Linked DNA regions of Mus musculus: region 1 is linked to region 2. A link is a loop called in an ENCODE intact Hi-C map of the cell type or tissue named here. Cell type or tissue: heart. All regions are shown on one strand. Each heading gives the region's core, and the rest is flanking DNA. Links, peaks and the distances in the headings are about the cores only.

Region 1 (8,341 bases), core at 252-8,251, 91 kb after region 2:
ATCTTACTTTCAATCAAAAGATTAATATTCACAGCAGATCTGCTATCAGCCATGGCTGGAGCAGAGAGCAATTTCCACTTTGTCTCATTCTGATGCAACACCTACGCAGCGGAAAAAGCCATTTGCAGGCTGGCTCTGCTCTCTGAACCTGACTTGTCTAGGCGAGGACCATTAGAACCAGTTCCTGCTGGTATACTCAACACTGTCTTAGAGCACTGTGGGCTGACTAAACTGTGAGCAGTATTGCGCTTGCAATTCTTTGTAAGTTAAAGACTCAGAGTGAAAGAATAAAAATGGCTCCGATACCCTTTACAGCAGTCTGTCTAGTGGCTTCCTAGTTTTCAGTAGAGGCAACTGGATGTAGCAACCATCAGAGACATAAAAGGAGTGTCATACATTTAAACTTGATTTTCAGAAGAGATTTAATCTTTGGTAAGATGGTGTCGACAGTATGTGCATCACAGAATGCTGTGTGAAAGACTAATTGCAGTCTAAATTCTGTTCTGCTTTCATGGATGTTTCTTCCAGGACACTCACGTCCTCTGTGCTCTCCACCCCCACCCCCAGTGAGGCAAGGTGGAGTCCCTGCTGAGATCAGTACCCATGGGGTGTTTTCTCAGTGTCCATTTGGTTAAAGCAGTAGAGAGGAACAAAACTGTACCCCAAATGCTGAAGCTACTTAGGAGAATCTAGAATGTTTTAATTTCCTTCATTGATATAATTTTGTTCAGTTGACCCTAAAATGCTCTAAAGAGAACATTCAAATTAAAAAAAAAAAAAAACAGAAGGAAGGAAGGGAGGGAGGGAAGGAGGGAGGGAGGGAGGGAGGAAGGAAGGAAGGAAGGAAGGAAGGAAGGAAGGAAGGAAGGAAGGAAAAGAAAAGAAAAAAGAAAAAGAAGCCAATATGTTTTCAAATTGCTCCACCAGCATGGCTACAAATGCTAGCCAACATGGGATGTTCCAAATAAGGGTAATATGCACATACCCAACACTGTACATATCACTGGCAGTGGTCCATGATTATAACACATGTATGAATATAAACGAAGGCCAGAATTGTAGATACACATTCATGTGTATGTGAAGGGAAAGTCTATGTGCATTGACAATTCCATATTATTTTGAAGGTTCATGGTTCCCAGAATGGTGCCAGCCAGGGTCAAGTGCATGGCCCAAGCAATCAGTTTGTTGGCACGTTGTTGAAGCATGAAAAAAAAAATACACAGAAATGGGTAAAATGTCACTAATATGGGCCCCAGAACAATACTTACATGAAATATAATCAGAAAAATATTTAAATTACCAATGTCCTTTAAAAAGAGAAATTGAATTCAAACCATTGTGTACATTTTTTTTTACACATGACTGCATTTTGTATTTAAAAAATAAATTATTTTTAACTGTAGAAGCTCTGAAGTTTGTGTCAGCATCATGTGACTACACTGCTGATGGGGTGTGACCTTTCCCTTCTTGTAGGATCCAATGCTGGCTCATTTGCATCCCTCCGAAGCCTCAGGAGGATTAGGTTTTTGTTCTGTCTCCAGAGAAGGAAGGGCCCTACAAGGAGAGGCAAATTGTGCACACGAGTGTGGTAGTCAGTGCAGAAACTGGAAAAGCAGGTGGTCCTTTCTACCAGCTGCCTTTAGACTATTCGAAATAGCTGAAGGGGTGCAGAAGCGAAGCAAATTCTGCTTAAGGAGAATTCTCTTTAGTTAAGTACCTTTCCAAAGTCTACTCGGCCACCTTGGGTACAGAGTTTAGGCATTTACTGTTCTAAAATTAAACAGGGACAATCAAAAGTTTGGAGAACATGCATTGCATCTGTGCGAACACCTCAGCTTTCTGAGTCACCTGGCAGGCCAAGTGCCACACAGCTGCCTGAAGGGAAGTCTCAATTGTAGGCACAGGACTGTCCTCCTGTGGCTGAGGGAACACAGGACTCCAGGGGTAAAAGGCATGGGAGTAAGACTCATACTGCTCATGTGGTATATACTTCGAGTGAGTAAAATGACCTCGGTGGAAAGACCTTGTTCTACTGTGAAAATATGAGTGACTTTCAGAGTACAGCGATGATATTTAGTTCCATTATTCCAAAACTGAAGCCCACCTGAAGTACTTTAGTTGTTCTTCAATGGAAGCAAAGTAATAAACTTGGAAAAAATGATAGGTAGTATTTAGTTACCCCGATTCCTTCAATATTTTGAAGTTGCTTTGTGTATGCATTCATGCATTACATATGGTATATACATGTAAGTATAACAATGAAGGATGCCAGAGCAGGACAGGCTTCCTATCATTCTCCACTTTATTGCCTTCAGACAAGGACTCTCTAAATGAACTGCAAGCTCAACCGCCAGGGACTTTTTGATATCTGCCTGCTGTTTCCTCTCCTAGTGCTGGGGTTAGAGGGAGCACAGCCATTCCCAGATGTTATGTAAGAGATGGAGATCCAAACTCAGATGGTCGTGCTTTCAGAGCAAGCTGTGTACCCACAGAGCAGATGCTGATCCTTCTGACGAAGCCAAAAAGTTAAGTGAGCTCAAATTCACACAGGTCTACCGCTTGTGTCAAAGACTGGACGCATTCTGGATGTTCGCCTCGCCCTCTGCCCTGGCCATGTAGTGCTTGCGCTTCACAAAGCTGGTGGCCCAAACAGAATGTTGCAATGTGACCTGCCCATGGTGGGAGGGCTCACTGGGGAAGGGAAGTGAGACCTAAATGGCTTCATCATTGCTTTTCTGGGATGGATTCAGCATCTTGTAAGACAAAATTTACCAGTGTTATCTCTAAGCTATGTCAGCTTGCCAAGGCTGAACTTACACAGTAGAATCTTATACCCACTAAGCCAAATCAGAACTCCCTAGTGCATTTCAGAGCCCTGGCATGCAGACAGGGGGTATTTGGCAGGACCGGAGGTGCTGAAAGCTCGGTTCTCACTTTCCTCTCCAGCTACACGGCTTATTACCACGGGGGGGGGGGGGGAGCATTGCAGAAAACATGGTGAGAAGCAAATCCCTTGGACCACTCAGATTCCCAGCAGAGCCCATGTATGTTTAAGTCATATGTTGCCATAAATTCTGAAGTTCTCAAAAGCCATTCAAAAACATGAATCAATCTTTAGACCCTCCTTCTGGGCATGATTACTACATGATAAGACATTTTTGAGACACTGATATTTTTCTTTAGCTGGTACTTCTGAAACACTGACAATCCCTGTGTATAATAGGCGCGGTGAGGAAGGCGAGAGAGTACTCCTCACACCAGAACAAACATGTGGCTGAGCTACTAGAAGGCCACCTCAGTGAGGACTTTGGGATGAGTATTGTAGCTCAGAAAGGGCTGTAGGGTTCAGGTCTCGGGACAGGCCTGTCATTAATGCTTGCTCTCTGCCATGCTGCTTGTCTAGCCTTCGGAAGGGTGCAGAGCACGCTGTGCATCTATAGAAATGACCAGTTCCACAACTAAACTCTGAGTAACAAAAAACGACCCACTTGACAACAGCCAGAAACAGAATGCCTACAGGTGCTTCAAGGCCCCACTACATGATCTGGGTACAGGATTTATCCTCCCAGAGCCTCCGTTTCATTGTATGAAAAAAAAAATGATTGCATTTCTTGCTTTATAGGTTGTTGTAGGCTCAGTGTTGTGTCTGCATTGAAATAAAGTGTTTTTGTAGTTCAGCAACACATTCTGAAGTCTTTCAGAACAGGCATTGTACTTTCCACGATCACTCACCATGCCATTCCCCATCACCCTCTCCTTTCTTGTTTGTATATGTTAGAAAAACAATATTACTCCAACACTCTAAGTATGGGTCAGTGTGGAGGAACACGTTCAGTTATGTTTGTGTGTGCTATGTGTGTGTTATTCATGTGTGTTTGTGGGGTGAATGTTTGTGCATATACATATGTGTTGTATTATGTGGGTGGGTGTACATGTGTGTGTTGTACATGTGTATTGTATGTATTTATATTGTGTGTGTGTGTGTGTGTGTGTGCATGTGTCTGTAGGCCAGAAGTCTACCCTAGGATGTAAAGATAAGCAAGATTTTATGGAAACAGTTAACCAATTCAGTTGGAGGAAAAAACATATCATGTCTATCACTATTTTCAAACATCCTGGCTGCTTTCTCAGAAGGATTACTGCTTGCTAAATGACCTCTCTGAGCAGGAGAAACCTTCTAAGTTTCTCCCTAAAGTCTTTGGGAGGTCCAGAACTGATCAGACACATCAACAGTTCAGAATGAACTGGGATGGTCTCTGAGATCAATGTGGAAACAAATGCCTAAGTCCAGTGGTGTGAAGAAGGCAAGGAGGAACCTTCCAATGAGTTTCTGGATGACTTAGATGCCCTGAAGTTTATTTCGGGAAATATTTTTAAATTAAAAGCTAACTGCCCCCGAAGGAGGGGTAGTTTGCTAAAATTTTGCCAAGCTGTTAAGGAGCATCCCAAATCCCACAACCTGTGGCCAGGGCTAAGTAGAGGAAGGCACATGGGGTCCTCCACTCTTTCACCCTACGAAGGAAGAACCAGATGAAGACCATGCCTGCCTGAGGCTAGCACCAGGGAAGCTTTCAGATTCAAATCATTCCACAATCTTGTCCCTTCCCACCCCTAACACTACCGCAGACATCAGTACACCCAGGTCTCTACTCTGAACATTCTGACAGTGACTTGAACTTGAGAGTCCTTCAATTCAGGGACAAAAGGTTAAGAGATCTATTTTTAACAAGCAGCTTTGGCAGTGTCCTGCCAGCCCTGCAGGACCTGCAGCCAGAACCTACTTGGCCCTGGCTCTTGGCTTTTATCCTGGAGAACACGGGCCACTGAGGAGCCAATAGGGACCAGGCTTATTTACAAATCTGCTTTTGCTATCTTCCTCCTAATCTGAAAGAAAAGGGGACCACAAAAGACCAGTCTGGTTATTAGGGTCTGGCTCCATTTTAAGTCTTACTTAAGTTTGTCAGGAAGTTTAACACCAGTGGGAACCAAATCCATAATTATCATAAATTGTACCTAACTCTCATGGGATTAGACTGAGGAAAATCAGCTTTCAAAAGATCTGAAGAGCATGTGATTCTGCACTGTGCCAAGCACCCAGTCATTCTGTTAGGAAAGAAAAAGAAGCTGACATCTGAGTTCCCTTTACTGGTGCTATAGGAAGAGTACACATCCTATTATTCTGGAAAAAGACAATGTGCAAGTGGGAAAGCTTGCAGGGACGAGTCTGGGGAGAGACCAGGCTTCACTCCACACCAGCATAGACAAGTCTGGGAAGAGACAAGGCCTCAGTCCACACAGACATGGAGGAGTCAGGAGAGAGACAACCTCAACCCACACCAGCATGCATGAGTCTGGAGGGAGGCGGGGCCCCAGCCCACACCAGCATGGGTGATTTTACCATCGCCTATTGTGCTGCAGGGTCTAGGATCTTTGTCCTCGAGGAAAGGCTAAGAGAGACAAACTGTCCACCCACACCCCACCAGAAGCCTAAAGCCAGAGACCAATGTCTGTGTACTCTTTACAGGGCTCCTCTTTTGTAAGGTTTAACTCTTTTTCCAAGAGCCTAGACTGGATTGGCTTGATGGTATGCCACTGTGTCACTCCCAAATGAACCCTGGTCAGTTTAACCTAAAGGGAAAAATCTTCACTTTTTCCTAAAGATACAGGGACCTGCTCTTTCATCCCTTGCAACAAAATAACAGAAGCAAAGACACACTATTCGATAATAACTCAATATTAATTATCTGCACTCCTCAATAAAGAGGCACAGGCACAGACTGGATCAGAAAACAGGATCCATCTTTTCACTGCCTCCCTCCAAGAAACACAGCTCATGACCAATGATATAACGGATACCATCTCATGGTCAAGGGATTGAAAAAAAAAAAAAAGATGATTCTAATGTCTGAATAGACATCAAACCAAAGTTATCCAGAAGAGATAAGGAAAGATACTTTACAGTTGTTAAAGGAAAAATCAGCAGACAGGATACTATGATTGTAAACATATATGTGCTGCACTGACTAGTTTTGGGTCAACGCAACACAACCTAGAGTCAACAGAGAGGATGGAGCCTTAACTGAGAAAATGTCTTCCTAAGATCTTTCCCTCCAAGTTGCTTTTGGTCACACTTTCACCGCAGCAATAGTAACCAAACTAAGACATTCCCTAAACAAAGGAGCATCTAATGGCATTAAAAAGGCATGTTTAGATTTAAAACAGCATGTTGACTCCAGCACAGTAATAGAGGGAGACTCCAATACCCACTCTCTCCAATAGACAGGTCATCTGGGGGAAAAAACAACAACTGAGAAACTCTAGATTTAAATGATAGCATAAAGCAAGTGACATTTACAGAACAGACATTTTCGGTCCAATCCACCTAAATGCTAAAACTGCACTTTCTCCTCATCAGACTATGGAACTTTCTCCAAAACTGACCATATATTAGGTCACAAGTCAAGTTAGAACAAATCCAGAAAATGTAAATAACAACCTGCATTGGATCTAACCACAGTGGAAGAAAGCCGAATATGAACAACAGAAAACAGCAGAATGTACACACACACTCATGGGCCTTAATAATACATTACTAAATGAAAATTGGGTCAAGGGAGAAGTGAAGAAGGAGACTAAACATTTCCTAGAATTGAATGAAAATGAAAACACAACAGACTGAAATCGGTGGCAAGACATAATAAAAATCAGGACTGAAATTAATAAAATAGAAATGAGAAAAACAATGCAGATAATGAGTAAGCGTTGGTCCTTTGAAAAGGTTAACAAGATTAACAAAGCTTAGGCAAATTAACTAAATGAATAAGACCAGAGATGAAAAAGGACACATGACAGCAGTGACTGAGGAAACTTGGGAAATTATAAGGACATACATTAAAAACTGATAGTCCACTAAACTGAAAAGTCTAAAAGAAATGAATTTTTAAATATTCATGCCCTACCAGAATTAAATTAAGAGGATGAAAAGAATTTAAATAGATTTATAACTACCAGTGAGAAACAATGATTGAAAAAACACCTAGCTGAAAAAAAATCCTAGGACTACATAGATACAGAACTGAATTCTACTAGTCCCTCAGAGAGAAACAACAATACTCCTCAAATTATTTCATACAATAGAAAGAAAAAGAACATTTTCAAATAATTTATATGATACCAGGATCAAAGTTAAAAAATTAAAAGAAGGAAAATATTGCCAGCATCTAAGGTGAATATACACAACACAAACACGCACGTACACACACACACACACACACACACACACCTCAATAAAAATACTTGCAAACTGAATTCAAGACCAAAGAAGATTTTCCACTATGAATATGTCAGCCTTATGCCCCCCAGAGATGCAGGGGTGGTTCAACATCTGTAAATCAGTAACTAAATCCACCATATAAACATAATCAGACAGAAAAAGCCCCAATTATCTCATTAGATTTAGAAAAGGCTTTTGACAAGATATGATATTCTCTCATGATAAACATCATGAGACTAGGGAAACAGGCAACATACCTCAATATAATATGGAACTACATGGCAAGTTTAGCCAATATCATGCTAATTAGAGAAAAATAAAAAAAACATTTCCACTAAAATCAGGACTAAGGCAAGGATGTTCACTCTCTCCAATTCTATTCAACATAATACAAGTCTTAGAGCAATAAGACAATGGAAGATGATTCAAACAGAAAAGAAAGAAGTCTAAGTATCTTTTAAAAGACTTTAAAAACTCTAACAGAGAACTACACCCACAAAGTACCACACTACAAAATGAACAGGCAAAACCCATACTCTTACTATATTCAAACAATAACCAATAGTCCCCCAAAGTATCTTGGATACTAAGGAACTGAAAGACTTATATAATAAAAAGAATTTGTAACATTGGAAAAAGAAATTGAAAAAGATACCAGCATGGATTAATAGGACAAAAGTCCAAAAAAAAAAAAAAAGAAAAAAAAAAACTGTTGGCGTTATCATCATCTGGTGTTAGGTTGTATTTCGGAGGCAGACTAAGAAACACAGCATGGTATTGTTATTTAAGACCAGACACATCAATCAGTGGACAAGAACTGAGGATGCAAACATGTTAAACCAAAACTAACACTAGAGACAACACAGTCTCTTCACCTTGTTCTGGTCAAGCGAGATAGCTGTAGGTAGAAGAATGAAACTGGATTATTACCTGACTCACATTAAATGTATCAAGGACCTCAACAAAGGACATAATATTATGGATCTGATAAATAAGAAATGAAATACTCAGCCAAGCAGTGGTGGCGCACGCCTTTAATCCCAGCACTTGGGAGGCAGAGGCAGG
Region 2 (8,341 bases), core at 44-8,043:
CGAAGCAAAGCAAACTGAATGGGCTTCCTGGGTCTCCAGGCTGTTAGAGCTCATAGATGGATCTGATTCTCTGCTCTCTAGGCAAGGACTTTCTTCAAGTATATTGTAGTTATCGGAATAAAGGTTGAGAACAATGTTTTTCCTTGAATAATTCTAGGTAGATTGGTTACCCAAATGACGCTTGGAAAAAAATAACAAAACAAAAACAAAAACCAAAAAGGAAAAAAAAAATGCTGTGTAAGAGTGATAGAGCACAGGGTTCTGGCTTTGCTTTTGAGGACTGTGATGGGGGCAGGGGGTGGGGTGTCTCTCTGAGTCCTATAGAAATAAATAAAGGTAACTAACTGTACATAGCCCTGGCTGTTAGGAAGCACACTGCTGGTGAAGTAGACCCGAGTGCTGAGTGCTGTGTGTTAAAGCCACTACAGAAATCACTGAGTCCTGTCCCCACAGAAAGTCTGAGCCGCCCAAGGTCACAGTTCATAGTTTAAAAACTGACTTGTGCTAATCATATGGTTACATCTGAATTGCAATTACTTAGTGATAGTGACATTTGACTTCATATATATGTTTCATTTACAGTTTTCTATGGAAAATGGTATTGTCAAAAATCAGACAGTAATGGCAATTTATTGAAAATACTTAGATGAAATGAATTTACTGAAAAGAAACAATCCCATGTATATTTTGTTTGTGCTTTAGCAACAGAAATATGATTTTAAAAGTGTATCATTTTTGGTAAAGAGATTCCTTCAGGCTGGCTGTGGTGAGAGCCAGTGTGGTTGTTTTTCTTTTGCTGTCCTGACATGTCCACTGTAATAGGAACTTGATGTGGTGTTCAGAGTACCTTATCAGAGAATTGATACTTAATGTAGAAGAAAGTGCTGTGTAGAGTAATCTATAATTCTACATTGATTTGGTGGAAAAGTCCCCATGCTTGAAATTTCTAAGAGAACAAAACTAATGTACACTTTTTGGAGTTTTAATATCTAATTGTTAGGTTGGGAACTTTTGTCCTTCCAATGATGTCGGTCCTCAAGATCTCTAAGCAGGTCATGTTTTAGATAAAAAGTATTGGCCATTACTAAGCCCTGTTGTAGCTACACAAAAATAGAATGCCTGCTATGTAGAGCAAAAATGACCATGTGAGTTCCTGAAAACTATTTTACATTGTTGGTCGCTATAGTGAAACTAGAAATCTCAGTGTGCATTGCAGAATGCTGAGTCATGACTTTTGTCTCTCTGGTCACTCCTCACCAGCTCACTGTGCACTCAATGTCCCCTTACTTCCAAGCCCCATGGCAGGGATGATTGATCCCCTGGCAATCTTCACTTGCAGTTTATTTCTGCTTTTGATTATACACTTCTTGAAGACAACGGCCAGGTGTGTATGATGAGGCTTTCTGCACAGAGGTCCCTTGTGAGTCTAAGTGTTTATGCCGAATCGCTCATGATCTTGCAGGGTGTCTCTCTTCAGATCTCAGGCCAATGTCTTTGGCTGTTGTTCTCCATGTTTGTTATAGAAATGATCCCCATTGCTGAGGATCCCATCCTCAAGCTCCCAAAGGAGAGAGTTTATAGACTCGTGCAAGGTTTCAGTGCCAGAGTGCTTGAAACTGAATTGAAATAAATAGGTAAAATATTAGCTTTAAACAAGAAGTAAAGCAATTCATGGTGAATAGTGCATTGAAAATACTGGTGTGAATTCTAGTTAATGATTATAGCTTGTAGAAATCTATTGACAGCTGGTCCATGTAGTAATCTGACACTATGCTGCCTAACATTGGCACATAGCATATTTAATATTATGGCCTTATGGGAGGTATTCTTTTCAGTTTTGCCTGTTCAAACAAAACTTACAACATTGTTTAATGTTTTCTCCTTGATCAAACACTACTGCCCTGCCAGTAAGGAAATTAAGACACAAGTTCTGCTGTCCCACACTAGTGAGGACGCAGAAACATCACCAGGCAATTGCAATGCCATGCGGTAAATTCTGTAATACACAGCAAGATTAGAGTAATAACAGATGCACCTCGATGGATATGTTTCACCCTGTGTTTTATTCAACCTCATCTACGTGTCTGATGTTATTAGAGGGTACACTTGTACTGTAATAATGTCTACCTAAGTTATAATTTTCATAGGTGACTTTTTAGCCTTCCTTTGCATCCCTTCCGAAGGCGTAGAAGATATTTTAATACCCCCGATTTATAACTGAGATGAGAATGCACACCAAGTTAAAGAGTGAGAATGATTTAACGCACCTTGGTCCTCTTTCCAATCTTCTTTTTTCTGTGGAGTTTCCAGCATAGGCTTGACTCAGACATGCGTGGGCTTCAGTGAAAGCTTTGTAGAGATTGAGTGTTCAAATTCTGTCCCTTTGTAAAATTCTCATTTCTTACACTTCATTTCAAATGACCTAAATTAAAAATGAAGTCTTATTAGGTCCTAAAAAGAAAAAAATTCAAATTGTCTCACATTTTTATTTTTTAAAGATTTATATTTATATTTTAATTTTTTGACAGACAGAGGTATGCATGAACCTTTGCAGGTCAAAAAACAAAACAAAACAACATTGGATCCCCTGGGACTCGAGTTACACGTGATTGGGAGCTGACAACTGAAGGCCAATCCTCTGCACCCTCTTCCCTAGTTTTGTTTAAAGATTCTAAAATATTTATATCATTCTTACAGTTCATGATAAAACAACACTTTATGGTCTTCCCTGTCTGTAAGGGTCTTTGAGATCAATAATATGAGGGGAGTAAGAATTGAAAAGAAAGTGAGATTTTCACCTTTGGTGACTAATGTGGTTGCATTTTTATCAGATCCCAAGTCAGCAGACAGCTCAGCTCTTTGAGAGATTCACCTACGATCAGTGTTGCTTTCCCTGCGACAAGTAGTTATGGATCTCTACCAAAATATTTCCTGAGAGAGACGCACCACAACAGGCCCAGATACAAAGGCTTTATGGAGACCTTCACCAAGTCAGCTTTCAGGGCAGTACTTTGATTTGTTGGATTAACTTCCCAATATCCCCTCAGTTTATCTCCACGAAGGGTGATATGGAAGATCATTAGTGTTTGGAATTTGGCTTCCTCTTTTAAATGTTCAGGCATCTTCATGCTTGGGTAAGCATCAAGTACAAGCCTGTGTTGATTTACTAAGTGAGAGGTGGAGGATCATAATGTCTATGGAAGCCTCTTTTTCATCATTTCATCCAGAATATTATAATAGCTTGAATATTAGTTTTTCCAAGGGTGAAGCACGTAAGAAATCCAAGTTTAAGTGGACTTCAAAGAAGACTTAAAGCAACATAATTAATTAGCATGTATTAATGATTCAACATTTAAAACTTTGCTGAAACTTCCTCTCGGTGGGACATATCTGGCCTGTAAATGTTTGTCTTACGAGTATCCTTCAGCAAGTGCATCAACATTGACAATGGGATGACATTTGAGTTCATTGGTAAAAACCTAAGTCACATGGATCCTGAGCTGCTGTGTGGTGTTAGAGAGCCCCCTGCTGCTTGTGGAGGTGATGCCTAACTTGCCTGGTTACTAACCACCCTGCCTGCCAGCCCAATATAAGGAGTTAAAGGCTACCTCACTTCAGACCTGTGTGGGTTGTATATCTGAATTTATTATTTATTGATGATATAGCCTGTATTTGATAGTAACAAACTTGAAAGAAAAACAGACCTATTCTCACTGCGTGGTGACTTCCTTACCTGTAGAGCAGAAATGTTTGCCAATTACTCATATAAAGAAGGTAATTTGGCCAGACATAGTGGTACATACCTTTAACCCCAGCACTTGGGAGGTAGAGACAGGAGGGTCTCTGTGAGCTCAAGGCCACCCTGGTCTGCATACTGAGCTCCAGGACAGACAGAGATAATAATGAGATCTTTTGGCCCTTTCTCAAAAAAAAAAAAAAAAAAAAAAAAAAAAAAAAAAAAAAAACTCCTGAAGGATGTTGTTTTTCAGCATTTAGTGGTTGGGGTTGTACAAGTACAAGGACTTGAGTCAGGAACCTCGGCACTTGTGTTAAAAGCAGGGCATGGCTGTGTGTGCATGTAACTCAATCTCTGAGTGACAAAGACTGCAAGTTCTGAGAGCTTGATGGCCAACCAGCTTAACTGAAAATAACCACCTATGAGATCAGTGAGAAACTCCATCTCAAAACAATAAGGCAGAGAGCACTGTTGATTTCTCATGATACCTGCTGTGTCCTATACTACGACTTCCACAATCATGCACACACTCACACTTAGCCCCTCTTTCTGTCTCTTTCTGCCTCTGTCTCTCTTTTCTTTCTGTCTCAGTATCTCCTTTCTCTCTATCTCTGTATCTGTCTCTCTGTCTTTCTTTCTGTTTCTCCTTTCTCTCTATCTCTGTCTCTCTCTCTATCACACACAAACACACACACACTCACACACACACACAAAACATCAAACTAAATTCCTTGGAACACAATATCTTTTCACCTGTTTCATTCCTGTGCACATATGTTCCCTTGTGGCAATGAGAATCAACTGCCAATAGTCTGTATTATATGGAAACTTCTTAATGACCTACTAGCCTTCCCTTAAGAAGAACTAGAAAAAAGTTAAAGGAACTAAAAATAACTTTCAGTCAGATTTATTGATATAACACTTTTTGTTGTTTTGTTTTTGTTTTTTGAGACATGGTTTCTCTGTATAGCCCTGGCTGTCCTGGAACTCACTTTGTAGACCAGGCTGGCCTCAAACTCAGAAATCCGCCTGCCTTTGCTTCCTGAGTGCTGGGATTAAAGGTGTGTGCCACCACACCCGGCAGATATAACACTTTCATGTCACACATTTTGCCCATTTAGAGCATGTGACTCAATAGCTTTCAGCATATTCATAGAATTGTGCATCAACTGTTGACATTTTCATCACCTAGATAGAGACCCACTATTTAGCTTTCAGTATCATCTCCTTGCTAGGTGCTCTCTCATACCCTTGTTTCTGTGGACCTCTCTTCTCTGGTATATAAACAGAATGGTACGGCTATATCACATGTAGCATCATATTATTGACTTCTTTCCCTTTTCTGTTTTCAAACTTTATCCACATTATGTATGGCATGTACCAGTTCTTAGTTCCTTTTATGGCTGAATATTATTCTGATATAAGTATATCAAATTTTGGTAATCCATTCTATAGTTCATGGACCTTTCCTCCTTTTTTCATAATGTTTAAATACTTAATTGTTTTTGGTTTTTTGGTTTTATTATTTGACAGTTTCATATATTTGAATAAGGAATTTTACTCATATGCAGAAGTAGCATTGGAGAACTCTGAAAATATAGTCTCCACTTTAGGACCAAAAAGATCCTTAGGGGTTTTCTAAATCTCTTTTTATTTCCCATGTGGCTAAACTCAAACTCGGGTAAACAAAATAGTTGCCTAGTCAAGGACATAAAAACATAAAACATATGCAAAATTCCTACTGAGAAATAAAAATAAAAACCATTTATATATAAAAATGATCATCATGGGGTGTGTGTGGGGGGGAGGGTGATTAACAGCAGAATTAAGGGAGAAGACATTGTTACCCAAAAGAAAAAATCCACTAAGCAGTAAAGGGAAGTGACCTGCTCAACCTGTTTCCAGAAGCTTGGAGGTCTGTAAGATAGACACTGTACTAGAGACTGAAAGTAACTCTATGGCCATAGATGACCCCTGTGTCATGATCATTATACACTTGAACTGAAAAGACCATAGGCAATATTAGTAGAAACATCAAACATTATTCTCCACATAATTCCAAAAGGTTTCCATTACAAATGGCAGAAATATTTATACCAAAATATTGTAAATAATGTATTCAGTTAATTGTTACATGCATATATCGTTACAAAGGAAACACATTAGGAAGGTTACCTCTATTAGAATACTCCAATATTTTCCCTAGGCAGGTTTTAGTGCATTTCCTGTAACTATTATAACTGTCAACTTAGAAAAAACAAAAGTACTATTTTATATGCTTATCAAAATTTGAGGTTCTCTTCTAGTTCTTTATATGTTATATGATAATAATGGGTGAGCTTGTTTTATAGCCATCTGGAACTATTTCTACCTTGTTGTGTTATAACATAAGGAAGACTTGTTCAAAAGAGCTAATGCATGTGGGGGAGTACTTAGTCTAAGTACTTCCATTCATTGTAATGGAAACCTTTCAGAACTATGTGGAGAACAACTCCTCTCATTCCTAGTATAGGAGCACTGTTTTGTAGTGGGAAAAGCTCTTCATCATCAACATGAGTAATCAGCTAGAGACTTGGAGAGGCTTAGGAGCTGGGTTCCATTCGGACTTCATTTATTCTCTTCAATAGACACACCAAAATGGGACTCCTAATTCTAAATTGTATGACATGTTTTCAGAGTGCACAACCTGGTAGGTTCACTGGAGGACATTGCAGCATTCACTTTACGCATGAGGATGGCAGGTGAGCTTTATTGGAACCTAGTATACATTCATACACTTTAAAAGTTCTGAGTGACTCTCTTGACCTATGTGATTTTTTTCTGGCACAGATTTGCCTGTATGTCTTCACATTTAATATTCCTTCCAAATTCCACATTGTCACCTTGAGACTACACTCTAAAACCAGTTTGGCCTCCTTCATTGACAGCAGATTTATAATTAGTATTGCCAAACTAGCAAATACTGTATCCCAGGAACAAAAACAACCATTTCTCTGCACGTTTTAAGATCAAATACTTTATAATCTCATACAAATCTTCCCAAACACAAGTTGTTTTAGTCTCAACTTGAAAAAGATGTGTTAGTGGGAAGAGTGGGCCTGGTCAACTGTAGTTAAAAGATAAGTGGCATCCTCAGAGGGTTGTGTGGTGTTTTTGGTTTTTTGTTTTTTAAGTTGGAGCACCTATGTAATTAAATAGGAATAGAGAGTGGGAGGGGTTGGGAGTTGAGAGTGAAAGTTCCTAAGGCCTGGGCTTCGGAAAGCATAAAATAGAAATAAAGAATAAAACTCAGAAAATAGCTTTACCAAGAACTAACATGAAGAGCTAGATAGACTTGGTCATGTCACACGGAATGAATGGAGCTAACACAAAGGACAAATGGTTTTGCAAAGGCAGTAAGCAAAATGGGGACACAAAAAAAGTTACTGCACTGTCAATGTGAAATTGAGCCCTGAAACCAAGTTAGGAACCAGACTCTGGCCAGAACACACCACTCACACCATCACACACTGCACAGACCACTCACATACATACACACACTGCACAGACCACTCACACCTTCACACACTGCACCCACTACTCACACCCTCACACACTGCACAGACCACCCACACCATCACACACTGCACCCACTACTCACACCCTCACACACTGCACAGACCTCCCAAACCATCACACACTGCACAGATCAATCACACCCTCACACACTGCACAGACCATTCACACACTCACACATTGCACAGACCATTCACACCATCATGCACTGCATAGACCACCCACACCATCACACACTGCAAAGACCACCCACACCATCACACACTGCACAGACCAATCACACCCTCACACACTGCACAGACGATTCACACACTCACACACTGCACAAACCACCCACACCATCACACACTGCACAGACCAATTATACCCTCACATACAGAGCAAACAATTCACACTCTCACATACTGAGCAGACCACTCATACCCTCACACACTGCACAGATCACTTACACACTGTGATGTTTTTCTAAGTGACTTTTATTCACTTTCATCTTGTTCACTTAACAAACATCCACGTGCCCCTCTCCCATTGGTGTCTGGGGCCACTGTGCTAGGCCACTGCTGCTTACAGTGCTACTCCCATCAGCACTATGTTGCTTCCCATTGCTTCCCGAGGCCTCCAAATCCCATTGTCTTTCCACTGTGGGAGTAGTTCGTCTTCTACCCACCCTCTTCCCCTCTAGTGCCTATGTGGCCATTGGAATTCAGTGTGGCTTCTTTCACGAGTTTCACCAAACCCATTAGGGTACACAGTGCTACAGAGATCAAATGTTAGAGACAGACAAGGACAGACAGCATCTGAGCTTTCACAGCTTTTCGGTCTTCCTTGGATGTGTTTATATCATTTGACTGTGATTGATTCAAGTCATCGCTGCTACTTTCCTCTGAGGATGCCTGAGGAGTGAAGGAGACAGTGTGTGTAAACTCTCAGCACACAAGCCTGGCCTGTGGTGAGCTTTCAGTCAGCAATGGTTGCCTAGCCCTGCCTGTGGGTTTTGTGACGTTTGCCATTGCATCTTAGGAGCCTGTCCATCTTTAGCAGTTGTCAATG

What was found. Peaks named below come from ENCODE experiments on the same cell type or tissue, not always from the same donor. Only the 100,000 strongest peaks of a DNase experiment are listed, where the experiment ranks them.
Region 1: a loop joins it to region 2, with 2.3 times the contacts of the local background. A loop is called at or near these places in 4 of 42 quality-filtered maps.

What each region holds. Positions count from the first base shown.
Region 1 is chr6:58,924,516-58,932,856 of GRCm38, reverse strand. No RefSeq gene overlaps it. Among named protein-coding and RNA genes, the nearest start is that of Nap1l5, 22 kb to the right of the region's middle. In heart, for the core only: no CTCF peak of the experiment used is centred there; DNase peaks (open chromatin) are centred at 2,656, 2,866 and 4,776; H3K27ac peaks cover 253 bases.
Region 2 is chr6:59,015,719-59,024,059 of GRCm38, reverse strand. All of the region lies in intron 1 of Fam13a (family with sequence similarity 13, member A), which reads left to right. It overlaps Gm52905 (a long non-coding RNA gene), which reads right to left and starts at 3,893. Exons shown (of 2, transcript XR_003956447.1): 1 at 2,268-3,893; 2 at 1-1,616. In heart, for the core only: a CTCF peak has its summit at 3,519 (motif pointing left); no DNase peak of the experiment used is centred there; H3K4me3 peaks cover 508 bases; H3K27ac peaks cover 436 bases.